Regions from separate parts of the Homo sapiens genome. Here all the other regions are linked to region 1. The links are chromatin contacts, found by Hi-C or POLR2A ChIA-PET in ENCODE. All regions are on one chromosome and are shown on one strand. Each heading gives the region's core, a stretch centred on a gene start or an enhancer-like site at or near the end of the contact. The rest is flanking DNA. Distances are from core to core; before and after follow the strand shown. Region 1 overlaps VAV2 (vav guanine nucleotide exchange factor 2). Region 2 overlaps VAV2 (vav guanine nucleotide exchange factor 2). Region 3 overlaps VAV2 (vav guanine nucleotide exchange factor 2).

Evidence for each region. A loop is a pair of places that touch in the nucleus more often than their neighbours do. ChIA-PET counts read pairs that join two places held with the same protein, here RNA polymerase II (POLR2A). Pooled maps may share reads with other maps.
Region 2: a pooled map shows a loop between it and region 1 (3-fold over the local background). The contact joins two enhancer-like sites. A Hi-C loop is called at or near these places in 5 of 168 maps with a recorded cell type or tissue (CD14-positive monocyte, astrocyte of the cerebellum, endothelial cell of hepatic sinusoid and 2 more), 1 of 37 single-sample maps with no recorded cell type and 4 of 50 pooled maps. POLR2A ChIA-PET finds 5 or more read pairs at or near these places in 4 of 52 experiments (AG04450, GM12878, SK-N-SH and 1 more).
Region 3: a loop to region 1 is called in a map of B cell, with 7 times the contacts of the local background. The contact joins two enhancer-like sites. A Hi-C loop is called at or near these places in 2 of 168 maps with a recorded cell type or tissue (B cell and vagina), 20 of 37 single-sample maps with no recorded cell type and 7 of 50 pooled maps. POLR2A ChIA-PET finds 5 or more read pairs at or near these places in 4 of 52 experiments (B cell, RWPE1, activated B cell and 1 more).

What each region holds. Positions count from the first base shown.
Region 1 is chr9:133,820,824-133,823,913 of GRCh38, reverse strand. The region is part of intron 4 of VAV2 (vav guanine nucleotide exchange factor 2); the gene reads left to right. Among named protein-coding and RNA genes, the nearest start is that of SARDH, 84 kb to the right of the region's middle. RefSeq lists enhancers at 711-800, 1,141-1,190. Within about 2 kb of position 1,598, at least 3 of the 41 ENCODE cell types and tissues checked have a DNase peak (open chromatin) inside an H3K27ac peak, as active enhancers do; they include B cell and CD14-positive monocyte, where a contact is called at or near this core.
Region 2 is chr9:133,861,453-133,864,542 of GRCh38, reverse strand. The region is part of intron 2 of VAV2 (vav guanine nucleotide exchange factor 2); the gene reads left to right. Among named protein-coding and RNA genes, the nearest start is that of SARDH, 120 kb to the right of the region's middle. RefSeq lists enhancers at 1,117-1,939, 1,940-2,763. Within about 2 kb of position 1,627, at least 16 of the 41 ENCODE cell types and tissues checked have a DNase peak (open chromatin) inside an H3K27ac peak, as active enhancers do; they include CD14-positive monocyte, where a contact is called at or near this core.
Region 3 is chr9:133,785,525-133,788,614 of GRCh38, reverse strand. It overlaps VAV2 (vav guanine nucleotide exchange factor 2), which reads left to right. Exons shown (of 30, transcript NM_001134398.2): 15 at 129-261; 16 at 1,355-1,369; 17 at 2,730-2,839. Among named protein-coding and RNA genes, the nearest start is that of SARDH, 49 kb to the right of the region's middle. RefSeq lists a silencer at 667-826 and enhancers at 1,113-1,665, 1,937-2,346. Within about 2 kb of position 1,619, at least 5 of the 41 ENCODE cell types and tissues checked have a DNase peak (open chromatin) inside an H3K27ac peak, as active enhancers do; they include B cell, where a contact is called at or near this core.

The DNA of each region.
Region 1 (3,090 bases), core at 349-2,848:
AGCAGGTGCGCGTGACCACCCTGCCCGCTCCGCATTCCCGTGTGTGTGTGAGCAGGTATGGCCTGGGACTTCCAGGGGTTTTCATTTTTAATACCTCGTTAAACTCGAGTGCTTTCAGGACTGATTCGGTCACAGCAACTCTCTGGTCTCATTTAATGCAGTCTCTGCAGAGGGAGGGGACCGGCGCAGAAGGGCAGCTTTAAAGACATACGCATTCATCTTGCCATTTTCCAGGAAGGAGTAGGCAGCTGGGCTTCGGCCCGAATGAGAGGGCTGTGCTGTGTCTGATGAAGGTCCCTCCCCCTCTAAATCGCCCTCCTCGTGCTGTTCTGGAACTCCAGGAAGAGGAAGACTTCTCCCTTTTGACGTTATTTCCCTTGTATTCAGCGTAGATCTGACTGACACACAGTGGCACTTAAGAAATATTGCTCTAAAATGAACAAGCGTCACATGCTGGGTTTTATTGTAGAAGTCCCATCACGTACGTAGTATCTCCTATATCGATTGCCCAACTCCTATTCATTCTACAAAACCCAACCCACAGGTCACCTTCTCTAAGAGGCAGCCCCCAACCCTACCAGGCTGAATTGAAGTTCACCTTCACCAGATGCTTAGAAAGGACAGCAGGACAGTCTCTGCCACCAACTTTCCCTTGTCTTCCTGCTTCTGTTTCTCACTGCTGAGATAAACGCTCCATAAGGGTCATTCATAAAGGAGCAGAGCACAGAGAGGACACCTAACTAGGCCTGGGCCTGGTTCACTGTGGTAGGAGGAAGGGCTGGGGATAATGAGGTCCCGAGAGCATTCACGATTCCCATACTGGAGGATCTGAGCCATAGGTCCATACGCTGTTCGACAATCCCTGCTCCTGTCCCCTGAGAGCCAGGCCCTGGGCTTTGCCGCTTCATCTCAGCCCTCACAACTCTGCAAGGTGGGTGCTCCAGCCCCCATTTTGCAGTTGCACAAATTAAGGCTCAGAGAGGGTAGGTGACTTGCCGGAGGTCACACAGCATGCCTCACATAGCAGAGGGGGAAATGAAACCCTGTGCTGTGGCCCGGGACATTCCCCTGGGCCTAGTCCTTGTGACCTGGCCCAGGGGCTGTTCTTTTTTGGTTCCTGAATATTTTTAGATGGTGGGAGGCTCTTTTACTGCTTAGAAAGAAGCCCCCAAAAAGAGGGAGTTACGGCCAGGAGGGACAGTCCGGTGGACGGGTCTCCTTCCGGGAATCTGGTAGCTGGGGCCTGTGCAGGTACCCGCCTATGTGGCTTGGCGAGCTGGGTGACTCTCATGCCCTCTCTGAGCCCTGGTTTCCCCACCTGTAGAAAAAGCAAGGCCTCCCTCCCTCATGGGTCGTGGTGAGGGTCTGCCAGGGCGTGTGAGAACAAGCTCCCTGATGTGTAAAGCGGTTCTTGTCTGTCTGTCTGTCTATCTCTCCGTCCGTCCTTCCCCACATGCACACCATCCAGTTCCCAGCCGGCTTCTTCAGAGGCTCGATGCGCCTTCTCTCTGCTGCCCCCACCCCAGTCCCCTGGGGATGAAGCACCCTGAGGTGTGGACGGAGGTCAGGAAACATCCGACTCGGTTTCCTAGTAACACACTAATGGCAGCTTGGTACCCTGCTTGGCAGCATCAGACAGCCCGGGGCCAGTGCGGCGCATCCCAGCCTGTCAGCAACACTATTTTATGTCCGCCGTAAACACACAGGCTCACCAGGGGCAGAAAGCAGAGTTTGTTGGTTTTCTTTTGATTTTCTGTGGGCGGCGGGGGCAATGGCCTCTGAGCAGCTGCCTTTCTGTAACAGAATCGGGGCAGGTGGGCGAGGTTGTTGGGCTGGGGCCTCAGGGTCTCGGGCAGAAGGTGAAGGTGGCAGGTTTTGCCGTCCCTGGAGAGCTACAGCCGTGCTCGGGGCCCCTCCTGGAAGATTTCAAGCTATTGTGAGGACAAAAATAATGGTCGGGATTTAGCATCTGTCAGCGCAGCTGACTCCCAGAAAACAGCAGGAGTGAAAGGATGAGACGGGGCAGGAAGGAAGGAGGGGTGGTCACTGGCCTGGGGTGGAGGGAGCTGGGCTGGGGCCCAGGTCTGGCCGTGGAGGCCCATTCACGTCTGGGCTTCCACATTCCTGCCTGGCCATCTCGGGCCTCCTCATGGACCACTGGACAGAGAAGAATGATCCCTGAAACCCACAAAAGCAACACAGCTGAGCAGGAACTAACGCAGCACCAACCCCCATCCAACTTTTTAGTCTCCTAGGTTTTAAAAAATCTGTCATTTTTAATGCTGACCACACTATGTGTTGAGACCGGCCCCTGTGCTAAATGCCGTCTCATTGAATGAGCCCCTCCTTTCGCCCTCTGGGGTGATAGGCCATGCTCCCACTTATTGAGCACCTACTGTATGCTCAGCCTCTACTGGTCTTGTACATGATGGCTGATCCTTGGAACTGTCACTCTCCTGTTGCAGATGGGAAACCGAAGCTTAGGTTATCCTGGTTGCAGTTACAGAGCTAGAAACAGGAAGGGCTACAAAGACAACCCTAGTTTCCCTCGCTGCCTCCCCTCCAGGGGCTCAGGAGCGACAGTCAAGTTCCTGCCAACAAGAGACCCACTGCGGCCCGCCTGTTCCGAAGTGATGAGGACTGGCCTGCTCTGTGGACCAGACACTGGTGTGGCATGGGTGTGGAGTTTTTCCACGAAGTATAGCCTCTGATGACACGGAGCCTCCACACGCTTCTTTCTAGCCGAGACACTGATGTGAAAAGGATCAGTGTGTGACACAGCAGCCTGCCACAGAGCCACAGGAGAGTGATGTAATTGTGCCACGGAGATTCCAGAGCCACTTGCAGACGTGGCAGGGCCTTGAGGTGCTTTTCAAGGACTGGGGGAGAGTGGGCTGGGTCCAGAGGGAAGGCACGACAGCCCGGCCCCTCCCCTGTGGGATTGCGTGGAGGGCCATGTGGGGCTGGCGCTCTGGTTCCGTGTGCCGCGTCTTCGCTGAGTTCTCGTCAAGCTCATGTCTAGTGAGAACGCTGAGGTGAGGGTCCTTGCACAATGGGACCCTCCTGCCCTGTCACTGCCCTGTACTCCCA
Region 2 (3,090 bases), core at 378-2,877, 41 kb before region 1:
GCCGGTGTCTTGGAACCTGAGGTCAGAGCAGGCCATGGTTGGGTGGGGATGGAGCCAGGGCTGCCATCCAGGATCCAGACTCAACCACCACAGCCTGTCCTCTGAGCTCTCCAGTCCCCACCTCGTTCCTCAGTGAGTCTCACCAAGCGTGGCCTGGTGAGGCCTGGACGTTGGTGAATGGCACAGAGGCCTGAAGCTTTGGGAGCTGGCGGTGCAGGTGGGCTCCCCAGCATGCCTGGTCGTTTTGAGTGGCACATCATTCCTCTTGTCTTTCCTCCCTGTTCCTCGTCCCCAGCACACACACATTCCTTTCCTCCTGCCCCGCGGCTGTCTGCGGGAGAGGGAGGGAGGCAGGAAGGGAAATGCAGCTGTGCGTCTTCATTCGTTTGTTAACTGGGACTCGGAACAGACGAGGTAATAAAAGTAGGGAAAATGTCATCCTTTGACATTTGCGATATCGGAAGAGTCGGCTGGGGCTGTGGGCTAAGAGGTGTTTGATCATTGCCTGAGAGCCGGGCCCCTGGGGACACCCAGCTCTCTGTCTGTCCTGGGAGTGGGGTGGGCACAGCCAGAGGTGCCCTGGGGAGCTACTGTAGGGCATCCCTCCTCCTGCAGGGAGGTACTTCTGCTCCTAACCTTTCAGGCCAGTGGGTTTCACATGGGGCCGGCTTTGCCCCATCTGACCCCATGGCTATCTCAGGGGTCCGGTGTCTGCTCCAGCAGCCCCTGCCCTGGGTTTTGGGTCACTGGAGTGTGGTTCCCCGTGGTGGACTTCTGAGCTTCCCCCCATCCCCAGTGCCAGCTAGGAAGCCTGAAATTCAGGCCGATGGAGGGCCAGGGCTCCTCCAGCATAGCTGGCCATGCTGAACCCATGGAAGGGGCTGCCCCATCGATGCTGCAGGCCCTCCAGAGCCCTTCATCAGCTGCTCGTGACACGTTCATCCTGGGGCAAAGCGCCCCAAGCTTGGGGCTGAGGCTGCTGTGGTCATAGCAGCTGTAGAAATTGTCCACAGGGGCCACAGATGCATGGACGCAGGAGAACCATGTTCTGGCCTTGGCTGGCTCGCCCGCCACGCCTCCTCTCTGTCTCCGGTTCCATCTGTACGACCCGGTTCCATCTGTACGACCCGACCTGGGGCCTTTGCGCTGACTCCAGGTTGACAAACAGGTTCTTGTGTGTCAGCGCTGACCGAATGCTGGTGCCTCCTTAGACTCCACGGAGGAGGGCTCTGGGCCTGCGCCCGGCTCCTCGGAGGGATTGATCAGCCACGTCTGCCGCAGGAGGTGTGTGAGAGGGGGCTTGGGTGCCCTGTAGTTGCCAAACCCTTTGGGATCTAACATTCTTCCAAATAACTGTAAGGACGTACAGCAATATTGCTTTCATTTTTGTTTTCCCTAAATGCTTAGAGCTCTTAAAAGCCAAAAACACTCCAGAGCCAAGTTCCTCATTACTTGTGAAAGGCCCCTTGTAGCATCAGCATGGGAGTGCGGCTGGGCTGGCCGCATAATGGGCCCATCGAGTCTTGTGTGAGGAAGCACAGAAGGACCCTGTCCTTCCATGACCCCAGCTTCCCTGAGCGCCGGTCCCGAATCACGAGCACGTACAGGAAGGCAGCACTCAGCCGCCGCCTCCTTGGTCGAACCCGCCGTCTCTATGGTTCATTTTCTTTCCTCTTCCCCTTTTGAAAATTGCTGCTGGAAGCGGAACAGGCTGAAGGGAAGCCTGGGGAGTGCATCTGGCTGGGGAGCTTTGGGCAAGTGACCGATCCTCGGTTTTCCTGTCTAGCAAATGTGCAGCGCAGGATGGCCTCGTGGGGTTCCCTGGTGTGGTGTCCGGCACACAGAGCGCCCTCTGGGCTCCGTTCCTATGACGCCAGCACCCAGTGGAGGGTGTCTATGAATTCGGCACGTGGCCGTCGTGGGCCTTTTCTTGTTGCCCACCCCCAGACACACACGTACACACATGCACATACAGCTGCGCAGCCGTGCAGTGCACACAGACTTGTAGCACGCACAAGCAACATGCACACACGACCACACACGCGAGCTGTCACACACATGGACTCACAGATGTACTTGGTGCGATTTCAATGTCGAGGCCGCACCTGCCTCCTCAGGGACTGAGTCTGTCGCTCAGGAGCTCCATTCACCCCGTGAGTTGTGACAGCTTCCCGCCCATCTCATGTGTGTGACAACCTGTGCCCCTGGGCCAGCCAGCTCCCTGTCCCCCACCGCGGGTTCCCCGTATTCATCTGCAGAGCCTCTTGCTCTGTCTCCGGCCTGCTAGCCACCTGTCCCTTTGGAGATCTGTGGAGTGGCTGTGTTGGGCTTTCAATGCCAGGAGACAGGTGGGTCCTGCCTATCCAGAGGAGGCCCACATCACGGGGCAGGCCGGTTAGGGGGAGCAGAGGGAGGAGGAGCGGCTACTGCTTCTCACCAAACCTTCCTCTTGACCAGTCTGCCGGCCAGGGGAGACAAGGAGAGATCCCGTCATGCCACTGTGCACCTGGAGCTCTTGACCTTCTGCATCCCGAGCCCTCCATGGAGCCAGGCATCTGTTTAAATGTCATGCAAGGGAGGGCTTGAAGGGAAGCAAGCAGCACCCTGGGATATTTGCATGTGGGTGGTGCCCTGGCTGCTGGGTGACTTTGGGCAGGTCACTTGACCTCTCTGGGCTCCCATTTCCTCATCTCTGAAATGTGTTGGCACCTACTGTGAACACGAGCTGTACTTAGTAATATGGTACCTTGCAGAACAGCAGCATGGGATGAGTGAGCCCTTTAAAGGTGGCCTCGGTGAAGCCCTCTGGCAGCCCCTGACAAAACAGACCCTTTCTGGGTGAGAAGCAGCTTGGGAGTTGTTAGCAGCATGGCCACAGGAGCCGGGAGTGCAGCAGTGCCCCGCAAATACCAGCACATCCAAATGACAAGTTTTGCTCAGCAAATACAAAACAAGTGTCTAGCCTACAAAACGCTATGCCGTGTTTCTTACCCAGATGCGATGTGCTCAGTTAACAGTTCTCGACGTCCTGCAAAGCAGCGTCCCCAGTTCTGTGATGCCTTTCTGGTTTCTTGTGAAATTACAGGAGCG
Region 3 (3,090 bases), core at 370-2,869, 35 kb after region 1:
CAGGTGAGGGCAGGGCTCGCCCGGAGAGGGAGCCGCGTGCCAGAGCCTCAGGCTCAGCTCCTGCCGCCTCCTCGGAGCAGAGCACACAGTGCTGGGGTGCTGATCCCCCGCTGCGCTGCCTGGCCCAGGTACTTGTTCCTGTTTGACAAGGTGGTCATCGTCTGCAAGCGGAAGGGCTACAGCTACGAGCTCAAGGAGATCATCGAGCTGCTGTTCCACAAGATGACCGACGACCCCATGAACAACAAGGACGTCAAGAAGGTGGGGCCTTCCGGGTCCCCCCTGCTACCCAGGAACGTGGGGGTGGCCTGGAGAGAGGCACTGGGTTCCAGACCCCAGGGGAAGGGGACTCGAAGTCAGCCGCTGATGCTGGCCGGGTGGGTTGGGGTGGGCGTCTCCGCTCTGCAGGAAGGCTCCTCTCTGAGTCACTGCCTCGCCGTCGTGACCACTGCTCATAGCAGGCCTGCTCCTCGCCGGGCCCAGCGCCCCCCAGAAAGGTGGGCAAGACCAGAATCCCACTCCCCAGTGAGGCGACTGAGGCAGAGGGGAGAGGCCACCCCAAGGCCTCTAGTGAGGGTGGGACTTTCAACCTTGGCTTTCCATCTGGCCAGCCTGACTCTAGCCCATGTTGTCCCTTGTAGCAAGCAGGCTTTCCTCTCCCGTCCCACCCTGCGGTGCTTGGAGGAGGGCTGTGGGTAGGTCTGGCTGTGGCTTGTCCGAGACTCTACATGTAGCTGGCTGGGGCCTGTGGCTGCTGGGGTGGGGCCAGGGCTGCAGGGGTGGGGCCTGTGGCTGCTGGGGCGGGGCCAGGACTGCAGAGGTGGGCCTGTGGCTGCCAGCGGGTGGGGCCAGGGCTACAGGGACGGGGCCGAAGCTGCTGTGGGGCAGGACCATGGCTATAGGGCTATTGCTGGCTGGCTGTCTGGTTCAGTCCTGCTTCAGCTGAGGCTTCTGCCCATGGCACTTGAGCAGCTACCGTGTGCAGCCCTGGTGGGGTGGGGGGCGGGGGTCAGGAGCCCTTGTTCTGAAAGTCCAGTCCCTGGCCTCCAGGGCTGGCAGTGTAGCCCTCGTCCAGACCCAGCAAGTGCAGACTGGATGAGCTGTTGAGGGTGACCCTCCCTGCCCTCATGCCCAAAACAAGTAACTGGGGCCCATGAGGCAGTCCTGCCACCAGCACCCAACACTCTGGGAAGAAATTCCTTTCCCCACTGATCACCCCACCCCCAGCCTGGGCACTGGGGGGTGTTCCACCTGCCAGGGCTCCTGGCGCCTCCACACTGCGGCACCCACCACAGGGCCGGGCTTAGCCTCTCACTGACCGTCTTCCCCTTCCTCTCCTCTCCATGCTTCCTAGTCTCACGGGAAAATGGTAAGCACCTAGCGCCCAGGTCCTCCCACCTGCCTCAATCATCCCAGCCTGGTGCTGGCACTTCTGCCCGGAGCCAGGGGACCCAGGGGCCTGAGGGGCTGGGCTCAGGGTTTTCTTGGTCCTTCGTCCTCCACTCCCTTTCCCGATGATGAAATGATTTGTATTCATGATGAAAGGCTTGCCCGCTAAGACAGTGTGAAAGGAAAACTCCGTGATCCTCAGTCCCTGGAGCTCGGGGTCAGAGGCTGGGGTTTCTTGGTCTCTCTTCAGCTCTCCATCATCCTTTTTGTTTTTCTGTGTTCTCTCCCTCCTCCCTCCCTCTTTCTCCCCTTTTCCTCTCTCTTTCCTTGTTTCTTTCCTCCTCCCATCCCCGCTCCACGCTTCCCCTCTCCATCCCTCCCTTCGTTCCTCTTTCCCGCCATCTTTTCTAACCCAGTAGGCTCCTATTTGCCAAACTCTTTTTTCTGGACCACTTTGAAAGCCCTTTGTCCGAGAGCTCGGAGAGATGGCGAGGCCTGTGGGGTGGCCGAAGGGGAGGCAGGGAAGGGGGCAGTTGTGGGTTGCTCAGTCGGGGATGGCTTCACGGGGGGTGCCCCAGGCCCATGGCTGTTCCCTGCCTTTTTGTTGTTACTGTTCTACTTCAGAGAAGTGAGGTTTTTTTAGCATCACATTTAGGAAGTGAAAGTGGGTGGTCAGGCCTCGTGGAGGGGCCCTGGGTGGGGCCCTGCGCTCATCCTTCCTGGGATCCTGCCCCCGCTTAACATGCATCTACATATGCACTCGGTGGAGCATCCTCGCACATGGGCGCAGGCAGGAGTGCAGACCTGCCCAGGCATGTGTGTGTGCACCCACAGGAGAGCACCCACAGGAGAGCACACACAGGAGAGCACCCACAGGAGAGCTCACACAGCATGGGTGCATGTGCATCATACGTGTTAGTACATGTGTGTACCTGCAGGGACAGATACAAGTGTGTGTGTGCACATGCTCACAGGAGCACTGGGCACACTCATGCACAGGTGCACACGCATAGACACGCGTGCAGGCACAGATGCACACCCATGCACGCAGGAGCACACTAGTATGCATGCAGAGGTGAAGGCACAAGCGCATATGTATTCTCACGTGAGGGTATGGGCACACAGCTATACATGCATGCATACAGAGGCACGTGTGCACGTACAGCATGGGCAAGAGAGCAGGTACACACGTGAGAACATGTGTTCACACAGGCACAGGCACCTGTGCACATATGCATATACACACGTGCACATGCTGCACAGGCGAGAGTACACGTGGACATGTGCCAGGATGTCTGAAGCCGTGTCTATTGCAAGCATGGCCCCTCTCCCCCCTGCAGTGGTCCTACGGCTTCTACCTAATTCACCTTCAAGGAAAGCAGGGCTTCCAGTTTTTCTGCAAAACAGAAGATATGAAGAGGAAGTGGATGGAGCAGTTTGAGATGGCCATGTGAGTTCCAGGGCGGCAGCCCCCAGGTCCCTGGCAGATGAGTTGTATGGGGGGTGGAAGCCCAGGTGGATTGTGTCTGTGGTTCCTCTCAGACCAGGGGCGGTGGGAGGCAAAGTTGGAACGTCAGGGACACAGACAACCTCCATCACCCCTGGGACGCCAGCCTCAAGCAGTGACATCCTCTTTAACAATCAGTCCAGAGTGAGAGGGCTCTCCCTCTGCCACAGCCTGTCCCAGGCAGGCTCCGCTGT